2 separate regions of the Homo sapiens genome follow, and region 1 is linked to region 2. Evidence: chromatin loops called from intact Hi-C (ENCODE). Cell type or tissue: psoas muscle. All regions are shown on one strand. Links, peaks and the distances in the headings refer to the core of each region. The heading gives the core; the rest is flanking DNA. Region 1 overlaps DYNC1I1 (dynein cytoplasmic 1 intermediate chain 1). Region 2 overlaps ASB4 (ankyrin repeat and SOCS box containing 4).

Region 1 (5,383 bases), core at 182-5,181, 360 kb before region 2:
ATTTATTTGAGTATTTTCTACTCCTTTTTCTTTGATCTATCCTTCTGGCATTCCTGTTACAGGTAGGCTGATTTGCTTAATGGTATCCCACATTTCTCTGAGGATCTCTTAGTTTTTCTTCATTGTTTATCCTTTCTCATCTTCAGACTGCATACTCCCTATCAATCTATCTTGAAGTTTGCTAATTCTTTTCTTCTATTAGTTCAATGTTTGTTTATGTGCCTTTAATGAATTTTTCACTTCAGTTTTTGTACTGAACTCTAGAATTTACATTTGATTCCTTTTTTTTCCAAAAAATTTCTAGCTCTGTGTTGACATTCTCTATTTGGTGAAATATAGTAATCATACTTTCATTTACTTCATTAGTATGGTTTCTTTTAGTTCTTTGAAAAAACACATACACACATACACAACTCTGAAGTCTTTGTTAAATCCATCTAGTTGCCCTCACAGGCAGTTTCTGTTGCCTGCTTCCCTGCCTGTGTAGGGGTCAGACTTTCTGGTTTCTTTGCCTCAAATTTCTTTTTTTAAGAAATTGACTTTGATAATATATTGTAGCAGCACTGGATACCAGTCCCCCCAACCCCCAGGTTTGTTATTGTTATTTGCTTGCTTATTTGTTTAGTGATTGGTTGGGCTATTTTGGTGAAATCTGTTCTCCCCTGTCCTCCCACAGTGTGAATCCTCTCATACTGGTCCTGGAAGGGCGCAGCCTTGGGCATGTGCATAGTTATCCTGCGGTAACAGGTTTTTGTAGTCCATTTAGCAGTTCCTTTCTCTGATCACTTCAACTGCTCAGTTTCACTAATTGCTGCCATTGAGTTCCATAATTGTTGCTCTATAGTTTTCAACACTGCCCTGGGGCACAATTTTCTCCACAGGTTGAAATAAGCCTGAATTTAATTTACAGTTTTTGAGACCAGTTTTTGAGATGTGTTGTGATCCCAGAAGGGCTCTTCTTAGCTGTCTGTTTTCCTGGTTCTGTCTGGTAAGCTAGCTATGTTTCAGCTTGTCTACACATTTAGCACATCTACCAGTCTTTTCTTAATTGCTTTACACCACTATCTTGATTGTTTTGAGGATGCCCTTAGGCTTGAACATTGAAAATCATGTTAGCTCTTTTGAGAAGACATTCTGAGCTCTCTGATTTTGACTTGCCTCTCTCCCTGGTCAAAATCTTTGCACCAAGATTCTGGAGCTGGGGGAGGGGACAATGGCACACTTCTTTCTGAGTGACACCCTTGCTTTAGCAGCTGGCTGTGTGGGAGAGTAGGGTACTGCTATTGCTTCTGGTCTACTTAGCTTGCTTTTCCCACCATGAAACCTCTGCTTTACACATGAGCCATGGAGAAGACAGTTGGGGTCCCATGTTCTCAGCATGTTGAAGCCAAGGTAAAATCTCCATCCCTCAAGTTAGTGTTGGGCTGAAAAAAGGGAGTCCCCACCTTGTACTCACACTTGCTTGGAACTTATCTTCTGAAACAAGTAGCTGGGGCAGTATGAGAAATGCTAATGTCTTGCCTCTTCCAGGAAGATACAATAGCTCTCCAAGTGGGAGCTGGCAGGAGAGGTAGCCCTGTGTTTTCTGCTGCATCCACCTGAAGTAATTTCCTTAAAGCTGAATTGGGGGCAAGGAGGGAATGGAGTATGGTTCAAATACCATAGAATCTTCCTGTTTTTACCAAGTTGTGATTAGTTTTATTAGATAAATGTTTTTCTTTTTTTCTTTTTTTTACTTGCTATATGCTATTAGGACTGCTCCCAGATATTTTAAATAGTTGTGCGGTTTTGTTGTTGTTATCATTTTTACCAATTTTACTGGGAAGTAGATTCATGGACCATCTCACATGCCCCATGTGCTCTATCTCTTGTGTCTACTTTATGCTGGAAGTGGAACCTTAGATGTTTCTTAAGTAAGTCAACATATCAGTTGTTACTCTCCAGGGAATTAAAGGTTTGCTATGCCTTGTAATATTATTTAGTTCTGCTATTTCTTGACTGTGTCATTGATTATGAGAGGTAGGCAAAAATAATTTTTGTGTGTAGCGGGGCTTATATTTGAAAATTATTAATATGCTTTTCTGTTTGTCTTTGTGAATGTAATGATATTCACCCTAGTGTACCTAGGGCATTTTTTTTGCCAGTAGAGAGATTAGAATTTGATATAGAATGAAAATAAAACAGCTAAGGTAAAACTCAGCTTCCATCTCAAAACATTGAATTTTGTAATCCCACTGTAGTTTGAGAGCCAAGTTTAATTGAGGGAGAAAGGATATTCCAGTTTTTTTCCTTACCATTTAAAATATCAATAACTACCAAGATCACTCCTTCTGTCCAGAACAGTAAAACCTTGAGACTCCATGGTAGAATGAAGATATAAATTGAAGGAAGTTAAACAGGGGAATTTATTTCCAGATAGGAGCATTTCGGAAGAAGAGACAAAGTTTCAGATATATCTGGATTTTCACTTTCTGGGGGAAGCATTAGGAGAGGTGGAGTGTTAAACTAAGAGGAGGAATGAGCACAGGGTTCTTGAACCACACTCCTTTTTTGGGAATCTGAAAAGAGACCACCATGCAATAGATCTTATTCACCATAGGCATCTGAGCCTCCCTGGGGGTGACTGGCATGATAAGACTGAGAAAAGAACAGGTGAGGATCTCCCTTAAATATTCTGAGGCATGGGCACCAAAGCGAGAGTCAGTATGCCAAGAGATCTGCTGTGGTGGATAAAGGCATGGCATGGGCTGAAGGTAGACCTCTAGGATGGAGAAAGGACAAGGCATCAACTCAAGGTCTGGAGACCATGACAGCTGAGAGGAGACTAAATCATCAAAAGAGAGATAGCCAATGCTCCCTAGGAACATTGCCAAACTAAGCCAAAAGAACAAATCACAAGTTCACCAGCTACACACTCTAACACAGGGTGCCAGTGCCCAGGTGGACAAAGGACATCATGCCAGAGGGCAACAGATGTCAGCCAGCATGCTGCCAGGGACTAGCACAAGGCCAGAGTCCCTCATCCTCCCTATCTCCACCAAGGCCATTAGATCATGTAAACCTCATCTTTCTTCCCTCTACAATTGACCATGATCTCAGAGAGAGATGCAGATGAGAGGGGGACTCTATGAATTTGGGCATTTCTACCCAAGATTAATGGAACATACTAACAGGGACGGTTTAAAAGATGAGAGTGAACTAAAGTTGTTTATTTTGTATATTTTCTCCATGTCAACTAGTGGTATTATAAATGGCTGCAGATAAAATAAAGGAACTGCATTCTCTCGGCACCTCTGATTTATAAGGTGAGTAAATTCTAGCAATGCTGCAAGCGTAATAATGTATATGAGTGTGCTGAACACATAATAAATATTATTTTTCTCTTTACCTCCCTTTTTTTTCTTTTTCTTACACCAAAGTGGGCATTTTTCCAATATATATTCTTGGCCACTTAGCATCCAAACACCCATTGTTCTAAAAGGAAGGATATAAAAATAGATCAAAGTTGAGTCATAGCATCCCCAAACATTATGGGAAGCTGAACTTGGGCAGTTATTTCTCTGCCTTGTCCCTCACAGCTGACACAGGGGCATGTAACCTAGTCCTGGCTAATGGACTCCCTTGAGGGAACACTGTCAAGAGGCAGAGAGAGTTAGAGGTTTCCAAGCCAGCAGTGACTACAGAGTTTAAATCATGAGCCTAACAGAGAGTATCCAGTGACCGGAAGTCAGGAGGCTCAGGTCTTCTAACCAGGAAGGTTAACTGGTATGATCTTGCTGTGTTAGCTGCTGTCTTAGTCTGCTCAGGCTGCCATGAAAAATAGCATAAACTGGGTGGCTTAAACAAGGACAATTTATTTTCTCACAGTTCTGGAAGCTGGGAAGTCCAAGATCAAGGTGCCAGCCAGTTCATTTTCTGGTGAAAGCTCTCTTTCTGGCTCGCAGACAGCTGCCTTCTTGCTGTGTCCTCACATGGCCTTTCCTCGGTGAACACACACACAGGGAGAAAGATCTCTCTCTCTCTCTCTCTCTTCTTTTTCTAATAAGGCCACCAATTAGAGATCCTACCCTTATGACTTCATTTAACCTTAATTACCTCCTAAAAACCCTATTTACAAACATAGTCGTATTAGGGGTTAAGCCTTCAATATATGAATTGTGGGGATACACAATCCAGTCGATAGCAGCTACCTAATTTACTTTTTATTTCAAACCTAATGCTCTGGCTTTTTTTTCTTTTGTCAATTCTATCAAGTATCTCATATCTTCTCAACAAACCTTTTTTTCTGTTTAAACTTAATTAGAGTTAGTTTCTATTGTCAGCAACCACAAACTCAGTCTGGTACAGAAACTACCATCAGGAGATAGTCACGTGGGAAGCTGATGTTGGTTATCTGCCATAGCTGATGCTAAAGAAAATAAAAATTCAGTAAGAGTTCAGGAATGGGAATCTGTCAGCTGTAACAAATAGCTACATAATTTTTCTTCTATGGTGATCTTTAATGAAGTGTCCGTTGAAAAGAAGGATTTAGGGGATCAAATTTTCACTGCTATTGAATAGTGTGAGTGGCATGAAGAATTTAAAGACACTAGGATGAGGTGGATACTTCTAATGGGACTGGACAGCTGTAAGAAATAGATGACAGGTTGAAGTCTCTATATTTTAGATCTAGGCATAGACCCATGGACTTTCTCTGCTTGTGATAAGTATCTACAAAAATGTCAAAGTCAAATGCAAAGTTTAAATTCTGTGGGTTTCTGAATAAGGTCTGTGGAATTGCTAGTGTCACCAGGTGACTTATGTGAAAGTGACAGCAATGATCAGGAAATAATGGGAAATTGAATGTAGGTAAGAATACGGAGGCCTGGGAGTACCTCCAAACCATGTTCTACACTAAGCCTTGCTTGACAGCCAAAGACCTGCAGCCTTTCTCTTTGCATCTTCATCATCCTACCTCAGGGCTGAGCCAGTTCTCTATCTGTAGCCCTTGTCAATCTCACCTTCAACATGGAGCATCATGTCAGCAGGACCTGGAGAGGAAGCTGTAGCTGGTATCTTTAAGACCTAGTTAAGACATTATGTAGGCCAGAGGATGGAGGAAAAATCTTTGAAAACATAAGTACTCGCTACCTTAAGAAAGTCTCTATTGGTCTAGTCATCTGGTAAACTCCAAAGTATATGTGAATACCTTAATTCTCTAATATTAAGAGTCGAAATGCTTAGTGGGTCATTCTGGGTTTTGCAGGCAACATGTTCAACATTTGCACCTATTTATTCAATCCATTTACCCAGTGGTTTGAAAGTTTTTCTTTCAAATGGCTATACTACTTGGAAATTATGGTCCAGCTGACCCAATGGTGCCCCAAGTGTCTATGGCAAATCA
Region 2 (5,383 bases), core at 297-5,296:
AAAGGGCTTTGGTAAGTTTTTCTGTATTTTTATAGATGATTTAATAGTAGGCAGGGAATGGTGTATTAGAGGTGTATATGGTCTGTGCTAATCTAGAAGGATTGTACTGTGGCAAAGTTATAGTGTCGGTGAGACAGAAATTCAAGTAATCAACAAGGAAGCCCAGACTGAGTAGAGAAAGAAATGACGTTAAGAGAGGGTGAGAGACCTGTATTCAAAAAGGGGCAAGGAACTGGAGTCATGAAGACATTAAAGAATTGGTGCAGTGTAACTGAGAGAGAATGATGGAAAGATAAGAAGCGAAAATACTGGAGAGCCATAAAGGACCAAGGATGAGATCATGTGAGTGCACAGCTGACCTGGAGTGAAATGCAGATTGTTAGAATTGTGGAGGTCCAGGAGTTGTGAGGGTGATTTTGGACTGGTAATTTATGCCAGCATCGAAATCCTTCGTGGATGATGGCAGAATTAGAGAAATGGACCAGAATTGACAGACAGATGACCAATTCCTCAAAAGGAAATCACTTACATTATAGCAGATAGTAATGCCTAGGATGCCTAGGGTGGGTAGGTGAGAGTCCTAGCTTCTTATTGCTGCTGTCACAAGTTACCACAAACTGGGCAGCTGAAAACAACACAAATTGATTATTTACAGTTATGCAGGTCAGAAGTCTGACACAAGTCTCAGTGGAGGTAATGGTTAATTTTATGTAACAACTTGGCTGGGCCATGCTGCTTAGCTATTTGGTCAAACAATATTCTGGATGTTTCTGTGATGTTGTTTTTCTAGATGAGATTCACATGTAAATCAGCAAACTTTGAGTTAAAAACAGATTGTTCTCCTTAATGTGGGTGGGCTTCATCCACTCCATTGAAAGTCTTCATAGAACGAAGACTAACCTCCCACAAGCAAGGAAGGGCTCTGGCAACAGACTGTATCTATTCCCTAGGTCTCCAGCCTACTGGCCTTCCCTCCAGATTTCAGACTTGCACCTCCACATTGCATGAGCCAATTCCTTAAAATAAATCATTCCATTCCCTGTCTCTGAACACACACACACACACACACACACACACACACACACACATTCTATTGGCTCGATTTCTAAAAAAAAAAAAAAAAAAAAACAAACAAAAAACAAAAAAAACCCTGACAGTGGGCTAAGATTGAAGTCAACCAGAATGTATAGAAGAGTCCATTTCCTTACCTTTTCCAGCTTCTAGAGGCTTCCCACATTTCGTGACCATGGCCTCCTTCCTCCATCTTCAAAGCTAACAATGGTGGGTAGAATCTCTTATACATCCTATCTCTCTGACCTTCCTTCTATAGCCACATTTCCTCTAACTATAGCCAAAAAAGGTCCCTGATTTTAAAGAGACATGACCAACATGGATAATCCAAGATAATCTCCTCATCTCAAAGTTCTTAATTTAATCACATCTGCAAAGTGCTTTTTTTGCCATATCAAGTAACATGTAATCACAGGCCCCAAGGATGAGGACTTAGACATCTTTGGAGGGTCGTTTTTCTTCCTAACGCACTGATAGAATCTGCCCTCAGAAGAGAAGCTGGAAAGAAGACTGACGTACACAGGGCTAAATGGAGTTCTTGCTGCACCAAATGTGAGTTCCCCTTCTAGCTATAGGCCCTAATTTCATTCTTCTAAGCCAGCATTACCCAAAGTCTGCTCTGTGGCATATTAGTATTGCAAGATGGATTAAAAATAAAAGCTCTGTGGTTAAATAAATGTGTAGATTTTATGTACCTTTGTATCTTTACAATTCACATTAGCACATGAAAGATTCTGAGAAGTTTATATTGAGGAAATCTGTCCAGTTTAACATGGATTTTCCAGGACTTATTTTTCCAAGGAATTCTCTTTTTGAAACACCTATTAACAGCTCCAGCATCATTGCTTAATACAGTGGACTTTGGGAAACGCATTTCTAGACAACATAAAGATACTTTCACAGGTCCAGGGATGGGGGAAAAGAGCCTTACATAATCCATAAAGCCTTGCTGGAGTTCCCTAGAATCAACTTGAATTATCCGTAGCCCCATTTGGTAGGTGAGGGCTAAGATTCAAAGAAGTTAAATTTTGCCCTCATGAATGGAATAGTCAAGGTCTGAACCGAGTCCGTCTTACTCCAGAACCTTCACTTTTAAGCACTGTCCTTGAGTTCCTCTTTTCATATCAAGCCATGTTCGAGCCTCCTGGCCAGCCCTTGGTTGAACACCACCCCTGGTCTAATAGGCTACAGCATGGGAGGATCAAGTGTTACAGAAGATAGCAACCTGTGCTTCCCCTTCATCAGGGGCTGGGAGCAAGGCAGTTATAGAAGAAGCTGAGGGAGTGGCAGGTTTGCTGACTGACATATACAGTCTACAGTGGAGATGAGATCCACAGAATAAGGCAAAAACAGCAAAGTCACCCAAGGCAGTCCCGAGACTAATTTACATTAGCGGCAGGACTCTAAAGTAGCAAAGGGAAGGCAGCACCACCTAGTGGACAAAACGAGAGCTCTGTATTGAGGTCACTGCAGTCAAAACCTGATTTCACTATTAAGCAATTTGTCTCAAGCTCAGTGTTTTAATCTGCAAATCTTAACCTCATAGGATAGTTGTGAGGATTAGTGAAAGCATAGACAAAGTGCCAAGCATGCAAAATAAATGCCATATCCAGCTGTTGTTATTTTTATTTATTTATTTTTTTTTTTTGAGACGGAGTTTTGCTCTTGTTGCCCAGGCTGGAGTGCAATGGCGCAATCTCGGCTCACCGCACCCTCGGCCTCCCAGGTTCAAGAGATTCTCCTGCCTCAGCCTCCCAAGTAGCTGTGATTACAGGGTTATTATTAATTATTAAGTCCAAGCCGATCTTTCTTCACGGCTCTTCCTCCTGCCCCCACCCAGGTTAATTCAACTATGCTTGCGAGAAGTGCACGTACTTCCTACTCTTACCACCCAGGTCTTTGGTTGGTGTGGCCCTCTTAATTCAAGAGTGTTGCTGAGGGCTGCCAGAATTCTGAGGCCGCAAGAAAACAAAGAAAAGGGGGCTGGAGTGATTTGCTTTCAGGGGACTCCCTAACTGGGCCTTCCCTGCAGCGTTCACTTCTTGGTGGCTCTCGGTAGGGGCGGGCTGTCAACAAAATGTTTTGTCTTGGAAAAGAGAGGGGTCCACCGTTATTCTGTCCCCATTAGCTTTCTAATTAGTAAAAACTTCAAGAAGCTGGCATGTGCTTGATTCTTAGCATCCAATTCTGAGCTTTCATCATTTCCCCTATTTGTATGTTTTCTTGGTTAGCTTAATGGAAAAACCTTCTAAAATTGTTTATATTATGTTCCATAAGTTATTACTTACAGAGATGACAAAGAAAACACTTGCATTTCTGTTTGTAAGTCTGATATCTTTTGCTAAATGGGTATTTAAAATGTTCAGAGGATAATAAGCTCCAGGCTCCCCTAAGTAAGAAACAAATTAAAGTGCTGATAGAAAATAAATAAAGAAGTACAGGCCTAAGGAAACTTCATCCTTCAATTTCCGGTTTCAGATGCTTCCAGTTATAAAACAAAGATAACACATCCAGACTGAAAACTCAAAACAGAAGACACATATGGTTTTTGATTGTAGAATTTAAAGAGAGTGGGTCAGAGAAGGAAACCTGTAATGCTAACAGGTGGGAAAGAAGGCTGTGATTACTACTTTTCCTCTGAAGCACTTGGGAATCACCTGGCTGCAGTAAGCAACCCAAACTTGAGAAAATTGACCTAAAATTGTCGTATAGGTGAGACCAAAACAATTAGTGTTTGGAGAAAAAAAGAAAAATGCTAACATCTAAGTTTAGTGACAGGGATATTTAACATACGCCTAGTTATTTCTATTATTTTAACCCTTGCTATATTACATTGTTGGAGGTAGAAATTAGAAATTGATCAAAGTGTTGTTTTTAATTAAAGAGTTTAATTTTAAGGAAAATGAATTAATGGATTTTCAATATATCTTTTTCAATCACTTATCTACACCCTTGTTGGAGCAAATCCAGAAACCAAAATAAAGGCATGATACTTAAAAGGAAAGGATCAGTTTCTGTGTTGAGAGTGTGCTTTGCAACTCCAATTCTTCATGTTAGAAAACGACAGAATGGGGATAAACGATTGCCTTGATGGGACTCATTTCGGAAGAAACATCGACAGTTTTTCATATCTTTTCATTAAACACACTTCTAATATACCCAGCTGCCTTCTCATTTTTTTTTTAAGAAAAGCCTTTAAAAAATCTTAGGATAGTTAATTTTTTAAGCTAATAGGATTCTGATATAGCATTTAAGCTTCTCTTTTAGATATTAAGTGTCACCTTAGCACAGTCTTTTCTCCTAATTTTTTAATTAGCCAAATGTCCCAGAAGGATAAGCATTATTCAATTTCCAGCAAGACACAGTGGGAGCATCACGGACCCAAAACAAATAAAATTTGATCTGCTTGAATCTGACAAGCTTTGTACTGAGGCCTGATTCAACTTATCTGAGTCTCCGATTCCTCATTTTTTAAATAAGGAGAATAATGTGCAACCTCACATGGTTGTTGCAAGGATTAAATGAAACATTTTATTTTCAAGTACCTGACATAGCCACATCATAGATGCTTAATATATATTATTTTCCTTTCAGTTTTCCCCTTCATATGCATGTATACCGGCAACATCAATTTCCTTTATATGTAGTGCCAATGCTGTTAACTTTATTAAGCTAGATTTTCCATTAAGCATTTATCCTTATTCATTAGCTAGGAGGACTGACGCACAAAGATATTAAATTATTTACTCAAGTTTAATGAATGAAATTGAAAACCCTTTTCCTCTGCTTAACATGAATGTGCCCTTTTCAGTATGCAGAGCTTTGTTGCATTTATTCAGAAGCTATTGCTAAGTGCTTAGTTTGGAATAGAGGATTAATGAGCCCGGAGACATGGCGTTGGTCACCATGGCAACCAAACTAGCTTTGCTGTGTTCCAAGCTCAAACAACGGATGTGGGATGCTTAACTCTGGCCTGTGGTATATAGCTGGGTGTTCTTTTTCATATATCTGACTCCCCATTGCTCCTTCCAATTACTCCCTAATTCTCGTGGAAAGATAAATAAAAAGAACACCCCTACTTCTTTAGGGCTTTGCTTTTTCAGCTATACCACCTAATCTCCTTCCCGAATATAATTATCTTCCCATCTGTTTCTTAAGATTTTAGCACCTAACTCACATTACTCCTCACCTCAAAAATTCCTGACATTATTTTGGGGGTCTTTAATACCACATGAATGACCCACCCAATCTCCTGGTCTCCCCGTTTCTGAATCTCATTCACTTCAGTGACTTTCTCCTACTCTGACTTGAT

The links. Peaks named below come from ENCODE experiments on the same cell type or tissue, not always from the same donor. Only the 100,000 strongest peaks of a DNase experiment are listed, where the experiment ranks them.
Region 1: a loop joins it to region 2, with 35 times the contacts of the local background. A loop is called at or near these places in 26 of 110 quality-filtered maps.

The regions. Positions count from the first base shown.
Region 1 is chr7:95,873,294-95,878,676 of GRCh38, reverse strand. All of the region lies in intron 6 of DYNC1I1 (dynein cytoplasmic 1 intermediate chain 1), which reads right to left. Among named protein-coding and RNA genes, the nearest start is that of DYNC1I1, 100 kb to the right of the region's middle. In psoas muscle, for the core only: no CTCF peak of the experiment used is centred there; no DNase peak of the experiment used is centred there.
Region 2 is chr7:95,508,999-95,514,381 of GRCh38, reverse strand. The region is part of intron 2 of ASB4 (ankyrin repeat and SOCS box containing 4); the gene reads right to left. Among named protein-coding and RNA genes, the nearest start is that of ASB4, 26 kb to the right of the region's middle. RefSeq lists an enhancer at 2,218-2,367. In psoas muscle, for the core only: a CTCF peak has its summit at 2,509 (motif pointing left); a DNase peak (open chromatin) is centred at 2,481; H3K4me3 peaks cover 467 bases; H3K27ac peaks cover 557 bases.